Linked DNA regions of Mus musculus: region 2 is linked to region 1. The links are chromatin loops, found by intact Hi-C in ENCODE. Cell type or tissue: left cerebral cortex. All regions are shown on one strand.

Evidence for each region. Peaks named below come from ENCODE experiments on the same cell type or tissue, not always from the same donor. Only the 100,000 strongest peaks of a DNase experiment are listed, where the experiment ranks them.
Region 2: it touches region 1 in a loop (11-fold over the local background); 19 of 42 quality-filtered maps call a loop at or near these places.

What each region holds. Positions count from the first base shown.
Region 1 is chr17:42,776,022-42,784,021 of GRCm38, forward strand. It overlaps a transcript of Cd2ap not described here. Among named protein-coding and RNA genes, the nearest start is that of Adgrf2, 38 kb to the left of the region's middle. In left cerebral cortex, a CTCF peak has its summit at 6,320 (motif pointing left); a DNase peak (open chromatin) is centred at 6,320.
Region 2 is chr17:42,653,833-42,661,832 of GRCm38, forward strand. Adgrf4 (adhesion G protein-coupled receptor F4) reads right to left here. Exons shown (of 10, transcript NM_030067.2): 10 at 3,055-3,770. Among named protein-coding and RNA genes, the nearest start is that of Adgrf4, 34 kb to the right of the region's middle. In left cerebral cortex, a CTCF peak has its summit at 4,977 (motif pointing right); DNase peaks (open chromatin) are centred at 812 and 4,980.

The sequences.
Region 1 (8,000 bases):
ATTCATGAAATTCCTAGGCAAATGGTTGGACCTGGAGGGCATCGTCCTGAGTGAGGTAACCCAATCACAAAAGACCTCAAATGAAATGTACTTACTGATAAGTGGATATTAACCCAGAAACTTAGTATAGCGAGATATAAGGTACAATATGTAAAACATATGAAACTGAAGAAGAACGAAGACCAAAGTGTGGACAGTTTGCTCATTCTTAGAATTGGAAATAATCACCCATGGAAGGAGTTACAGAGACAAAGTTTGGAGCTGAGACAAAAGGATGGTCCATCTAGAGACTGCCATATCCAGGGTTCCATCCCATAATTAGCCTCCAAGTGATGACACCATTGCATACACTAGCAAGCCTTTGTTGCAAGGACGGTGATATAGCTGTCCCTTGTGAGACTATGCCGGGGCCTAGCAAACACAGAAGTGGATGCTCACAGTCAACTATTGGATGGGTCACAGGGCCCCCAATGGAGGAGCTAGAGAAAGTATCCAAGGAGCTAAAGAGATCTGCAACCCTATCGGAGGAACAACATTATGAACTAACCAGTACCCCAGAGCTCTTGACTCTAGCTGCATATGTATCAAAAGATGACCTAGTCGGCCATCACTGGAAAGAGAGGCCCATTGGTCAGGCAAACGTTATATGCCCCAGTACAGGGGAATGCCAGGGCCAAAAAATGGAAGTGGGTGGGTAGGGGAGTGGGGGTGGGGGCTTTTGGGATAGCATTGGAAATGTAATTGAAGAAAATACGTAATAAAAAAAAAAACTAAAAAAAAAAAAAAAAAGAACTGAATTATACTTAATTGTACTAGGGAAGTTGGAAACAGGATGAATGTATAATACTCTTATAAAGTCAATGCTATGCTAACTTTATTTTCATATGTGTATATATATAGAGAGAGAGTCTTACATATACAATAATTAAAATAGGAATATGAACATGATCATTTAATCAGTAAGTTATAGGTTTTAAGCATATATGTACATACATGCATATATGTATGTATATGTGTATATATATGTATATATATGTGTGTGTGTGTGTGTGCGTCTGTGTGTGTCTCTGTGTGTGTGTCTGTGTGTGTTTATTCCTTTGTGGTATCTATAAATTACTATTTTTCTTAGCAATATAATATGCTTAAAAATAATAATTGGAGAAAATATCCAATTACATCTGAAATGTCACTATCAGGAAATATCTGATCTACGATGAAGCAGGCAGGAACAATCAGAACTAAAATAAAATTTTCTCAATTCCCTCATTTGCAATTCAAGATTATATACATCTCCCTGCCTTCATCTTCATCAAGATGTCTCTTCCACAGTAACACAATTTGTAAGCTACAAAACCAGTTTGGAAAATTTAGAATATGGATCAGAATATAAAATGCATTTAACTTAACATATTGTCTAGGGAATAGTGATTAGTGTATTTTGCATAAAAGATCCAGTGGCTTTTCTCTTTTGGATATATGAAACAAAATTAAATAAAATGAGTGAATCTGAAAAAAAAAAAAAAAAAGAGTACTGACTGCTCTTCCAGAGGTCCTGAGTTCAATTTCCAGCAATCATTGGTGACTCACAACCATCTGTAATGGGATCCAATGCCTTCTTCTGGTGTGTGTGAAGAGAGCAACAGCACATACATTGAATAAACCACCATCAAGTCTTGTTGGTGCTCTTTCTGGGCTGAATAGATATTTGTCTACATCTCCCCAGGAAAAGTTAATCCATTAGTCACTTACCTGTGGAAATCACTTAACTTCTTTTTCCTCTGTAAATGAGGAAGACAGCAGATAACGTTATTTACCCGTCGATTTTTATTATGCTTTGCTTTATTATCTCTGAGCCCTGACTTTTATTTCAGGACAGTAACGTTCTCTGTCTTCTGCTATCTTCTTGCTTCCCTCCAGTGTTTCAGGTACCACTAAGGCAAACCAGACCGAGGGCAAAGCATAGCCAGGTGTGAGTAGGTTCCATGGGTCTCTAGTCTGGCTGGGAATGCCAGGAGTGTTGCAGCTCTTAGAAGAGAATCAAGGAGGTTTGGGCAGCCTGAACAGGGTGGGCAACCAGGGTCCCAGGTCTCTCAGTTACTGTGGTGGGTCTCTCCTCAACTACTGCAGCATCATCAGAAACAGCAGAGGTGACAGCAGTGGTTAGGCCAGTTGGGTCCCAGGTCCAGCGATGAATGCTACTTCAGGAGAGAGAACTGGTCCCCAAGTGTTACAGCTCAGTAAAGACAGCCACTCTCAGATGATCCTTGGTGAAATAACTTGTGCTCTTTAGTCTATGGGGACAGGGACTATGTAAACATTGAGGAGTAGGGTGAATTTAGGGGTAGGTGTTTCCTGTTGGCTCAGTCTGAGATGTTAGTGACGCTCCATTTGCATGGGGGAAGTACTCCGGTGTTGCAGTAACTGACTGCCTATGGTCCTCTCAGTGGGCTGTCATGGTTTTGTGTTCCAGAGCAGGCACAGAACTGGGTAGGGAGTGGTGGTTTGCTTTCTGCTGATCTCCTCAAGTCTCTGAGATTCCTGGGGTCTGAGCTCAGCTCACTCAACCTTGCCAGTTCTTCTGTCTGGTGGCATGACCCATTTGCCCTACAGTTATTTATGAAAATGTGGAGCTGCCTACAAACCTGTACAATAAGGCTGGGATTATAACCAAGTTGTGACCAATGAAATGGAGGTTGAAAGGACTTTAGGAGGAAATCACTATTTTCTCCCTAACTAGGATCCCCTAAAATAGGATAAAAACAACAACCACAAGAAAAACAAACAAACAAAACAGGTAACTGTTCTGGCAGGGGTAAATATCTTAAGTATAGGTACATGTTCCTTGTTCTGCCAGACTAATGAAACAGTTAAACCCAAAGAATTGGAATTTCCCAAGATGTCCCATGCTGAGATTGGGAGAGGCTGGAGTCCTATGTTTGTCACAAGGGGGGGGGGTGTCATCTCTAGAGATTTCACACAGTTCTGATAATGTGATGGAACGAACACCTTGCTGGAGAGACTGGAACCCAGACAATAGTGATGAGTGGGACCTTAATCAAGACTGCTTTTATTAAGCCTCTATTTGAACCTAAACCTCAAGCCAGGTCCCTACATACAGACTTGGGATCATTGAGACATTTTATTTATCTTCCCAAGATTGAATAAATCCTCTGCTTTTCATTATAACATTTTTTTAATCAGCATGTCGAGGGTGGATGGTTGAGCCTAGCTTAGGGCTGCCAGGGCCCAGGCCTTGATCTTACAAACTAAGAATAAGCATCTTTGGCAGACAGACATTTTTGCTACTCACCCTCACTCTTTTTTCTAGCTGGGATGGAGATATAGTATGTTTTCTTTAAAAAACAAAATCAAAAACCACACATTAAGAATGTCTGACTCTGAATATAGACAGGGTATAGTTCTTGACTCATTCCCTAATATGTTACACAAAGACGATCTCCTAACATAACACTATGAGAAAAACTCATACTATCATAGATTTTTAGTTGCATCCAGATAAATACAAGATTTGGTATTTATGGCCTTACATGGCCATTTAAAAATCAATACATCTATTAGATTGCTGGGCAGTGAGGGCACACAACTCTAATCCCAGTACTTGGGAGGCAGAGGCAGGCAGATTTCTGAGTTCCAGGCCAATCAAGGTTTCACAGAGACTCATCTCAAAATAAATAAATAAATAAATAAATAAATAAATAAATAAGATTAGATTAGATTAGATTAGATTAGATTAGATTAGATTAGATTAGTTCACATACTATTGATTGGGTATGTTGTTTCCAAAATCCAGGTGTCGTAATGTGATACCATTGAGATGTGATGGGAGGCCTGTAAGAAGTGGATAGGCAGTGCTCTTTCCTGAGACGGTTAAGGCTCTTAGAAACAAGACTGTATAGGGGCTGAGGATATGGCTCAAGGGTTTAGAGTGCATGCTATTTTTGCAGAGGAACTGGGTACCCAAGCTGGGGCTCATAACCATCTGTAGTCCCATCACTGTGGGATCTGATGCCCTCTTTTGGCTACCATGAGCTATGTATTCATATTCACATACACATGGAGGGAGATGTACAGACACATAAATAAACATAAAATTTTATTTTAAAAGAAAGAGAGAGAGATTGTCTGCAGCACTTGGCAGTTTGCTCTTCCCTGCTCCTTCTCTTCAGAAACCTTAATCTTTGACTTCTAGTCTCACATGGGAGAAATAAATTCTTGATCTTCACTAATTATCCAGTTGCCCAGAACAGTATTCTGTTCCAGCAGCATAAAGGAGACTGTAGCCTGGCATATCTTAAGTCCTTGATAAGCATTAGCCATCACTGCTACTGCTTAACTGTTAGCATTACTCCTGGGCTTCTTCCACTACTATGTTCTTCTAGGATGGCTTGGAGCATACATGCCTCGAAGAAGAGAAGGAGAACAGAAAGAAAATGGAAAGAGTTTGAGGGATTTCTACTTTGTGCAAACAAAACAAAACAAAACAAAACAAACAAACAAAAACCCAAAAGGAAAGAAAAGTTCCATCCAGGACAATACATCCACGTGAGGAGGATGTTGTCTGGTTACTATCGTGTCCCCTGGTTTTAGTTTCCCTGCCCTGCCTCCCTATGGACATGAATTGAGTGTTCTCTACAATACAAAGTTATCATTCATACTAGAGTGAACTCATTGCCCAGGAACCCTAAGGTCAACCTACTCATGACCTGTGAAGACTGAGATAAGTCTTAAGAGAATGTGTGAGGCTGAGTAGCTCATTGGGTAGAATGTTTGCCTAGCATGCATGGAGCCTGGGATTCAATTCTCAGTACTAGATAAACCAAACATGGAAGGCCCACACTTATAATCCCAGAACTTGGGACATGGAGGCAGGAGTACCAGAAGTCCAAGGTCATCCTTGGTTACATTGTGAGTTTCAGGCAAGCCTGGGCTATGTGAGATCCTATCTCAAAAAATCAAGAGGAAGAGGGAGAGGGGGAGGGGGAGGGGAAAGGGAGGGGGAGGGGGAGGGGGCAGAGGGGGGAAGGGGAGGGAATGTGACATGTGGTTATATCTATAAATCCTGATACTTGAGAGGCTGAGCTAAGAGAATCACATTTGAAACCAGCCTGGGCAACATAGAGAGATGTTGTCTGGGGTAAGGGGCATATAATTGGCCCAAGTTATTTGCATGATCATCGGTGGAATGAAAATGCACTAGAAATGTGTGCAGTGATCTAAAACAAATGCACGTTGTTTTATTCCATTTTTCTGTTTCTTGCTTCCCTCCATAGCAACACTGTCGATTATCTTGGCAAGAGTAAAGAAGCAATCCCATTTACATCTGAACAATATTCTCTGGGCTGTGACCAAATACTTAACAAAAGTAATTTAAGAAAGGAAGGGCTTCTTCGGGCTCCTGGTGGGTGGGTACAGGCCATCAGGTCCACGTAAATCACTTCCTGCCCCTACCTCCCAAGTGTTAAGTCCTCTTGGAAAGAAAAGTTATTTCCTACTTAGAAGTATATCAGCAAATAAATGTGCTTCTTCTTGCACTGTCTTGGTACCAGAGTGCCTTAGGGCTGCCCTCCCTAGGGACTATAGTATGTTCTGTGGATTCCTGTAGGCTCCCAGGGGAAGACAGGAGCAGAGAAACAGAAGATAGCCTATCCAGAAACTCATCAAGATATAGCATGCTGCACTGTGAGGTTGGTACGTAAGGAACTGTAGAAGGGATGCATTTCTCTCTTGGCTATTGTAGAAGTGCATTGCAGGACAAAGAGAGGTAGAACTCAGAATGGCAGAGGAGAGGATAGAGAGTGGCAAAGATGGAAGAAGGACTGTGAGTCTCTGCAGAAGCCCAGGCGGAGTCGAAGGTACACCGTCTATGTGCAACTGGATTGATAGGACAGCCATACATACAGCTTTGTGGCTGCCTTAGGATCTGAGTGTTTTCCCAAACCTTTGCCTGCCCTTGCATTCCACTCCAGGGTAGTACAAGAAAAATAGCTTTAAGTGGTAGCAGAAAACTTTCTTAGTATCTCTCAATGGTAAGAGAAACCACCCAATTTAGGTGACTTACAGAGTGCTTTCTGATCCTGAGAGCCAGTTTTCAAAGCCAAACTGGTCTGATTCAAAAGCCCTCAACCCCATTCCTCGGGCAGTGGCAGTTTTGCTTGGGGGGGGGGGGTGATAATCCATGGGAATAAAAAGGCATTGTCCAGGTTCTGGGTAAACTCCATAGATGGAGCCCTTTATGACTTTATGCACAAGTACTGGTTTCAAGAGGCCACACCAAAATCATTGAGCCTTGACTGCCACCTAGCGTTCACTTTTAGACACTGAGCAGGACCAGCCATGGCAGCCATTTGAAACTAGAAAGATGTGCAGTACAAGATAAGGAATGTCCCCTAAGGAAGAATTGTAGGAGCCAGAGGGGTCAAAGACACCACAAGAAAACCCACAGAATCAACAAACCTGGGTTCACAGGAACTCACAAAGACAGAACTACCAACCAGGCCCTCCATACATACGTTACAGTTGTGTACTTGGTCTTCTTATGGAACTCCTAACAGTGGGAGTCTCGGTCTCTCTTGCCTGCTTTTGGGAACCCTTTCCTCCGACTAGGTTACCTGGTCCAGCTTTAATACGAGTGGAGGTGTCTAGTCTTACTTCAACTTGATATGCCGTGGCATGGTTGGTGGATATCCATTGAAGCCAGCCCTTTTCTGAAGAGAAACAGAGGAGTAGGTAGGAGGGGAGCATTGAGGGGAAACTGCAGTCGGGATGTAAAATAAATAAAATAAAATAAAATAAGGAAAGAAAAATAAAAGAAGGAAGGAAGGAAGGAAGGAAGGAAGGAAGGAAGGAAGGAAGTTCCCTAATACTCGATGTGTGCCCATGCCATGCAGAGTTATCAGAATAGATTATGAGGTCATGGCAAATCATCCTGATTAAATTATGTAAGTTCTCTGACCACCAGAAACATCTAATGCTCAGAGTTCATAAATCGTCATAACAAGCAAACACAGAAGTGGAAGAAATCTGGACTCCCCCTTATGTCTCCCTTCCTATTATTATCCACACAGGAAGGTCAATAACACATCTGACTAGGAGCACAGGCTTCAAAGCCAGCTCAGGAGGGCTCAGAGTTACTGTAGTTCCATTTATTATTAGCTGTGTGGGCTTGGCTACCTCCTTACTCATGGTGCTGCAAACTTTCCAATTCATTCTTTCTTTCTTTTTTCTTTTTTTTTTTCCTTTTTTTTTTTTTTTTTTTTTTTTTTTTGGTTTTCCGAGACAGGGTTTCTCTGTACAGCCCTGGCTGTCCTGGAACTCACTTTGTAGACCAGGCTGGCCTTGAACTCAGAACTCCGCCTGCCTCTGCCTCCCAAGTGCTGGGATTAAAGGTGCGCACCACCACACCCGGCTAAACTTTCCAATTCTTAAGGGGTCAGCTGTATCTTGGTGCTACATACTTGCCAAGTTCCCCTCCATGGATATAAGAGGTATTGATGAATGCTTTTGTAGAACAACTCAATTTTGTTATCCAGCTGCACATTAATATACACATCTATGAGGATGCTCCAAACTGATGGCCCGTTGTGGAATGGTGTCAGTTTTCTGCTGAATAGCACAGGAGTGAGAGGCAGAGGGCTACAAATTCAGTTTCTCCCAAACACCCTCCCGTAAGGCTCTTGCGGTTAATTTAATGAGACCTAGATCACCTGGGAGATAGACCACTGGACATGCCTAGTTAATAAGTTAATTAACTGAGATGGGAAGACCAACCAACCCCTTGAGAGATATAACAATCTCTAGGCTGGGATCTTGGACTGCATAAAAACTAGCCATGGCTGTTTTACAGCAAAATATAATGGTGCAATGGTGGCACTCAAATGGCATGATCAACCTCTCTGTAACTGGATGGGAGCCTCACTCAATAAGGAGTCGTGCCTGATATTGAAAACCTACCCAGCTTCCTGGGTCAAGCGAGGTCATAA
Region 2 (8,000 bases), 120 kb before region 1:
GTCATATCTCATGATGATGATAAAGGACTTTAAGAAGGAGATAAAAATAACTCCCTTTAAAAAAATACAGGCAAACACAGGTAAACAGGTAGAGGCCCTTAATAAAGAGGAAACACAAAAATCCAGATGAAGGAATTGAACAAAACCATCTAGGATCTAAAAATGGAAAGCAAAAAAAAATAAAGAAATTGCAAAGGGAGACAACCCTGGATTTAGGAAACCAAGGAAAGAGATCAGGAGTCATATATGCAAGCATAACCAACAGAATACAAGAGATAGAAGAGAGAAACTCAGGGGCAGAAGATACCATAGAAAACATTGACACAACAGTCAAAGAAAATGCAAAATGCAAAAAGATCCTAACCCAAAACATGCAGGAAATCTAGGACACAATGAGAAGACCAAACCTAAGGATAATAGGTATAGAAGAGAGTGAAGATTCCCAACTTAAAGGGCCAATAAATATCTTCAACAAAATTATAGAAGAAAACTTCCCTAGCCTAAAGAAAGAGAAGCCTACAGAACTCCAAATAGACTGGACCAGAAAAGAAATTCCTCCCGACACATAATAATCAAAACACCAAATGCACAAAACAAAGAAAGAATATTAAAAGCAGTAAGGGAAAAAGATCAAGTAACATATAAAGGCAGGCCTATCAGAATTACACCAGACTTTTCACCAGAGACTATGAAAGCTAGAAGATCCTGGGCAGATGTCATACAGACGCTAAGAGAACACAAATGCCAGCCCAGGCTACTATATCTAGCAAAACTCTCATTTACCATAGATGGAGAAGCCAAGATATTCCATAACAAAACCAAATTTACACAATATCGTTCCACAAATGCAGCCCTACAAAGGATAACAGATGGAAAACTCCAACACAAGGAGGGAAATTATGCCCTAGAAAAAGTAAGAAAGTAATTTTCTTTCAACAAACCTAAAAGAAAATAGCCATGCAAACATAATTGCACCTCTAACAACAAAAATAACAGGAAGCAAAGTCACTATTCCATAATATCTCTTACATCAATGGCCTCAATTCCCCCAATAAAAAGACATAGGCTAACAGACTGAATATGTAAACAGGACCCAGCATTTTGCATACAGGAAACGTACCTCAGTGTCAAAGACAGACACTACCTCAGAGGAAAGGGCTGAAAAACACTTTTCCAAGCAAATTGTCCCAAGAAACCAATGGAGTAGCCATTCTAATATCAAATAATAACTTTTGGTTGGATTTGCAACCAAAAGTTACCAAAAAAGATAAGGAAGGGCATTTCATACCCATCAAAGGAAAAATCTACCAAGGTGAACTCTCAGTTCTGAGCATCTATGCTCCAAATGCAAGGGCACCATATTAATAAAATACACTTTACTAAAGCTCAAAGCACACATTGCACCTCACACAATAATAGTGGGAGACTTCAACACCCCACTCTCAGCAATGGATAGATCATGGAAATGGGAACTAAACAGAAACACAATAAAACTAACAGAAGTGACAGGCCAAATGCATTTAACAGATATCTATAGAACATTTCATCCTAAAACAAAAGGATATACCTTCTTCTCAGCACCTCATGGTACCTTCTCCAAAATTCACCATATAATCAGTCACAAAACAGGCCTCAACAGATACAAGAATATTGAAATAATCCCGTGTATCCTATCAGATCACCACAGACTAAGGCTGGTCTTAAATACCAACAAAAACAACAGAAGACACACATACACATGGAAGCTGAACAACGCCCTATTCAATGATAACTTGGTCAAGGAAGAAATCAAGAAAGAAATTGAAGTCTTTTTAGAGTATAATGAGAATGAAGGCACAATATACCCAAACTTATGGGACACAATGAAAGCAGTGCTAAGAGGAAAACTCATAGCTCTGAGTGCATCTAAAAAGAAACTGAAGAGAGCTTACACCAGCAGCTTGACAGCACACCTGAAAGCTCTAGAACAAAAAGAAGCCAAGAGGAGCAGATAGATGCAGAAAATAATCAAACTCAGTGCTGAAATCAACCAAGTAGAAAAAAAAGAACTATACAAAGAATCAACAAAACTAGGATCTGGTTCTTTGAGAAACTCTTCTTTCTTTCTTTCTTTCTTTCTTTCTTTCTTTCTTTCTTTCTTTCTTTCTTTCTTTCTTTCTTTCCTTCTTTCCTTCTTTCCTTCTTTCCTTCTTTCCTTCTGTCTTTCTCTTTCCTTCTTTCCTTCTTTCCTTTCTTTCTTCCTTCCTTTCTTTCTTTCTTTCCTTCTGTCTTTCTGTCTTTCCTTCTTTCCTTTCTTCCTTTCTTTCTTTCTTTCTTTCTTTCTTTCTTTCTTTCTTTCTTTTGTTTCTCCTTTCTTTGTTATTTCTTTGTGTTTTATCAAATATAGTCTAACAGGAGTCAAACTAAAAAAGGAAACTTCAGTTGAGGAAATGTCTCCATCACATTGTCTAGTAGGCAAAAGATCATTGAGTATTTTCTTGACTGATTTACATTGCAAGTGCCCTCCTGAACAGCTGGAATAAGAAATCAGTTTGCACAAGACAGTAAATACTCCTTCGTGACATCTTCTTCAGTGCCAAGTTCATGTTTGATTTCCTGTTCTGACTACCACTCATAATGTACTATAAGATATAAGATGAAATAAACTCTTTCCTCTCAAAAAAAAAAAAAACAAAACTTTTTTCTCAATTCTCCATCATTTTGCTCCTCTCTCTGACCAGGCAAGGGACAGCCTTGGCAGTTTGATCCTTAGTAACCTTTCTTTCTAACCAAGTAGTGGTCCACTAACTGTTAAACACACTAAGTATTTTTGTTTTATGAAAAAAAAAAAACCACCCAAATAGCCTACACATAGGGCCATCTCTAGTCCTAATGATGGCACTGAAGGTCGGTCTGTGGGAATGTCATTCACCTCACCTTTGCCAGTTTGAACTTCAAGTGCACATGGCAGGACTATCTCCCCGAGACTTAGCTGTGGTGCAATACGGCTGATATCCAAGAAGGTTGGGTTGTCATCAGAAAAACCCATCTTGAGTGACAACTCATATGACCAAGTTCAGGAAAGTAAATGCAACTTACTTTATTTTCTGAAATCACGCCCCAGGATGTCTTTATTTACAGTTGTTTAAAAGGAAAACAGTCATAAGCACACAACTAGTAAGACCTGGAACAGCGTTGTGTCTGTCTCACAAGTAAAGAAGCTAAGGCCCTACACGTCAGGTGATTTACTCAAGGATTACAATAGTAAGCACACTGAACACCACCTACCTGCCCGTTGTTCATTCCCTGTCTTTGGGAAACCTACCAGGGACAATCTGCAAAGTAGATACAATATTATCATTCATGTTTGATCTCCAACCCCACCACTGACACTGAATCTGACCTGAGACAACACACAGACACACACACAGAGACACCCAGACACCCAGGATACCCTCACGAGGGAGGATGTCTGGGTCCAGAGCCACAGAGAAGCCTAGGGGTGGGAAGGTACGCTGAAAGTTGACAATTTCGCAGGCTGCCCATCAGCCATGGACAGTACAGTGATTTGCAGCTGGATTGTGAAACTTGCTGAGGTGAATAAAAAGTCAGCCTTTGTGAGGTGAGAGGCTGCAGGTCAATCTTTTTTAAAGTCCACTCATTCACTGTGTGTCGTAGCTAGTTTTCCAACTTAGGTGGTGCTCCTGGCTGGAAGAAGATGTTGCTTCATTCCAGAGACATTTGTGCATCCTTCTCTTGGAGCCCTCTCCATCCCAGCAAGCAAGGTGTCTCTGTGAAATAAGCATCCGCGACAATAAGGTCAGAACACTTGTTAGTGCAAAGAATCATAGCTGCCATTTCTTGACAACTTAGTTTGAAGCAGGCAAAAGTCTAGGGCCATGAGGGATTCTCAACCTGTGGGGCAAGACCTCCTTGAGGGACGACCCTTCCACAGAAGTCTCATATCACATACTTGGCACATTAGATATTTACATTAGAGTTCATAACAGTAGCAAAATTACAGTTCTGAAATTTCAATGTAGTAATTTTATGGTTGGGAGTCTCCACAACATGATGAATTGTCTTCAAGGGCCGCATCATTAGGAAGGTCGAGAACCACTTTTCTAGGAGAATTATTTTGTTTTTTCCTGATACCATCCTGAGAGGAATGAGCTATTATACCGATTAACAGAGATGGGATTGCCTGAATACCACACAGTAGGAAGGCTGCTCCCCGGCCTGTGTTGTCCTGGTTCCTGGATCCTAAAATGAACTAAGAAACCCTCTTGCCATATCCAGGGATCCATCCCATAATCAGCTTCCAAACGCTGACACCATTGCATACACTAGCAAGCATTTGCTGGAAGGACCCTGATATAGCTGTCTCTTGTGAGACTAGGCCGGGGCCTAGCAAACACAGAAGTGGATGCTCACAGTCAGCTATTGGATGGATCACAGGGCCCCCAATGGAGGAGCTAGAGAAAGTACCCAAGGAGCTAAAGGGATCTGCAACCCTATAGGTGCAACAACATTATGAACTAACAAGTACCCCGGAGCTCTTGACTCTAGCTGCATATGTATCAAAAGATGACCTAGTCAGCCATCACTGGAAAGAGAGGCCCATTGGACTTGCAAACTTTATATGTCCCAGTACAGGGGAACGCCAGGGCCAAAAAGGGGGAGTGGGTGGGTAGGGGAGTGGGGGGTGGGTATGGGGGGCTTTTGGGATAGCATTGGAAATGTAAATGAGGGAAATACCTAATAAAAAATTAAAAGAAAAAAAGAAACCCTCTTTGCTCTTCCGGGTACGCAATTAAGTCTTTAGAATAACCCCAGTGCTCTGGATTTACGTTTATGTTGTTTTCTTCGATTTCTTGCTCAATATGTGGAAAGTGGAAATAAGTGCGCTCCAGGTTTTAACAAAACTACCCTGGAGAAAATCTCACTTATGTCAAATGGTCTCTGTGTCGTAAGGCCTGCTTCGCGTATGACCAGCAGAGGGCGCTAAGCAGCTGCGCCCTTCATAGGAATGAGGTACACCTCTCTTTGTCTTCCCCTGATGTGGATCAGAACCCCACCTGAGCCAGGCAGCAGTGGCGCACGCCTTTAATCCCAGCACTTGAGAGGCACAGGCAGGCGGATTTCTGAATTCGAGGCCAGCCTGGTGTACAGAGTGAGTTCCAGGACAGTCAGGACTACACAGAGAAACCCTGTCCTGAAAATTAAAAAAAAAAGAAAAAAGAACCCCACTTAAAACAAAGCACCCCAATTTCAGATCTCTGTTCTCTCACCGTGGGTCTCAGGACAGAGCTTCCTCAGTTCTGTATTTAAACCCAATTTTTACCTGAGATGACTGGTAGAAGGGGCTTCCATGAAGTTGTGGGAGCCTCTATCCTGTTCAGAATCCAGTCCTAGTCACTGACCACTGGAGCTCAGCTCACTGTTTAGTCTGTAACCTTGCATGTGGTTTGAGAACTACAACACTGCCTTTTCTGCATGGCAGAAAGTACCTCGTGCTTACCAAAGAACACCCAGTGTGTTTCTGTGGTTGGACTGCTCCCCCTCTGTTGGAGCTGGTCCCCACCCCACCCCCAGCCCCTGCTTCTTGGTGCCACTTTATTCTGGACTTCAAAAACATCAACCACTGTGACTTCCACATCCCTCTATACCGATGCTTATTTGATCCCCAACTTTGTTCTGCCACGGTCCAACTACTATTCCAGAACTCTCTTGATAACCACGCATGTCTAGGTGTAAATTCACAGGCCCCAATTACTGAGAAAATTCAATATGGACAGAGACACCTGCAGAGCATATGCCAAGAAAGATTCGAAATTTAGTTCACCATCTACCTCATAAGTTCAAAAATAGAACTGAAAATCAAAAAACAATATAGAGTGGACCTTGTGGGCAGGTTTGCTCTCCCAACCTCTCGGCCTTTCTCAGGAAGAAGCAAGTGTGCCTTGCCAGGTGTGCTTGAGAAAGGGCCTCAACCACACTTGTCCTCTCCAGAATAGCTGGGTAAAGAATTCCCAGAACTCTCCTCCTATATACAGGATCTAAGAAGGTCACTGTCATCTGGACCTTGCTAGAAAGGCCAGCTCTGATTCTCTATGAGGACAGACTAGTTAGACATAATGGAGTTTATCATGCCATTTTGCATACGCATACAATATCATTTGGTCACGTTCAACCGTTCCCTTTTATTATTGTTTGACCCTCTCCTGAGTCTTGTTTGTTGTTTTCTGGTTGAATTTTGGCTTTTTGGTTGTTTTTGTGTTTGGGTTCTGGTTGGTTGGTTGAGACACAGTCTGACTATGTAGTGGTAACTGGACTGGAACTAACTACCTAAACCAGGCCGGCCTTGAACCCCAGAGATCTGACTTTCTCTGCCTGATGCCCTGCCTCTTGAGTGCTGAGACTAAGGGCATGAGCCACCACACCTGACACCCCATTCCCAATCTGCTGGTCACCCCAACTAACAGTCCTTTCCCCGCCTTGCCTTTTCAAGGTTCATCTGAATTAGTGTCAGGTTGCAAACCATTCTACCCTGGGTAAATCCCACAGCCTAGAGGATGTCCAGAGCCAGTAGAAGTCAGCTAAAAATTTTTAAATATTAAATCCAAACATAAGACTGAGCACTCAAGTACTCTATGCTGGTTAGTTTTACCCAGCTGTGCCCAATCATGACACAACCTAAAATCAATCACCTAAGAAGAGTCTTAATGAACAGTTATACAGATCAGATTGCCCTCTGGGCATCTCTATGAGACATTGTTTTGATTGTTAATTGAAGTGAGAGCACTCAGCCCATCATGGACTGCACCATTCTGTAGGCAAAAGGTCCTGAACACTATAAAAGAGGAGAAAGCCAGCTGAGAGCAAGCAAGCAAGCAAGCAAGCATCCATATGTTTTCTCTCTCTGCTCTTGACTGTGTGATGATTCTTAAAGATCCTGTCTTGGCTTCCTCAAAATAATGAACTATAACCTAAAACTGTAAATCAATAAGCCACTCCCCACCAATCTGTGTTCTTATTATGTTCTTTCACATAGCAACAGAAGATAAACTAGACCAGACTACTTGACAGCGTGTTCCCTCCTTAGCTTTCGCAGTACCTATCAGTCTACAGTCATTTTACTAGAGTCATTTTACTCTCTCTCACTCTCTTGCTCTCTCGCTCTCCTTCTCCTGGGACCTTGGGCCAAACTCCTATAACAGCATGTCAAGTTTATGGAATTTGTAGTGCAGGAAACTTTACAAGATTTCTTCAAACTCAAAGTATCTTTGCTCCTTTCACTAAACTGTTTCAAACCTTTCCCAGGACCATGCCTCAAAAACAACAACAACAACATAAAAGAAGATAAGGCAAATGCCAGACTATGGAATAATGAATCACACTCAGCTGTGTACATGTGGAAGAGCCTTGGAAACTCTTCCAAGATACCACTGTGTTCATCCTGAACCTGCTATAATTACTAGTGGCCCAGTTTCTGGCAGCTGTTTGGCAACTTAATCACTTCTTCAGGGCCACCCAATATTTCTTTCTACACAATTTTACCTGTGTAGAAAAAGGTCTTAAGGGTTAATTGTGAATAAGAGGTAGATGCCACATGTCCGCTCACAACTTCTTAGGAATGGTTCTAGGTCCCACTTCACATGGCAGAAGCTGGCCTGTCTGTCGATTTGTGACTTTAATCAATCAATGCTTTAGGTCAGCAGCTGGGCTGCTGTAAGTGGCAAAATCCGTTCATAAAAAGGAACTAAGTCGTTCTTTAACAATGAACAGCAGTGAATGAAAAGACTCAAAACTGCCCAAGATGCAGAAAAGAAGCAACAGTAGTAGCCTCAGCTCTCAATAAGACATTGACACTGCATCTCTAAGGATCGGGGACGACTGTGGAAGAGGAGGTGGGGCTGTTCAAAATGTCATTCTCTAGAGTCTAGACAAAGCTCCACCAACTGCAATCATCAGCTCACAACTGCTGCAGATACCTGCACTTGGATAGGCCCTATCAACAA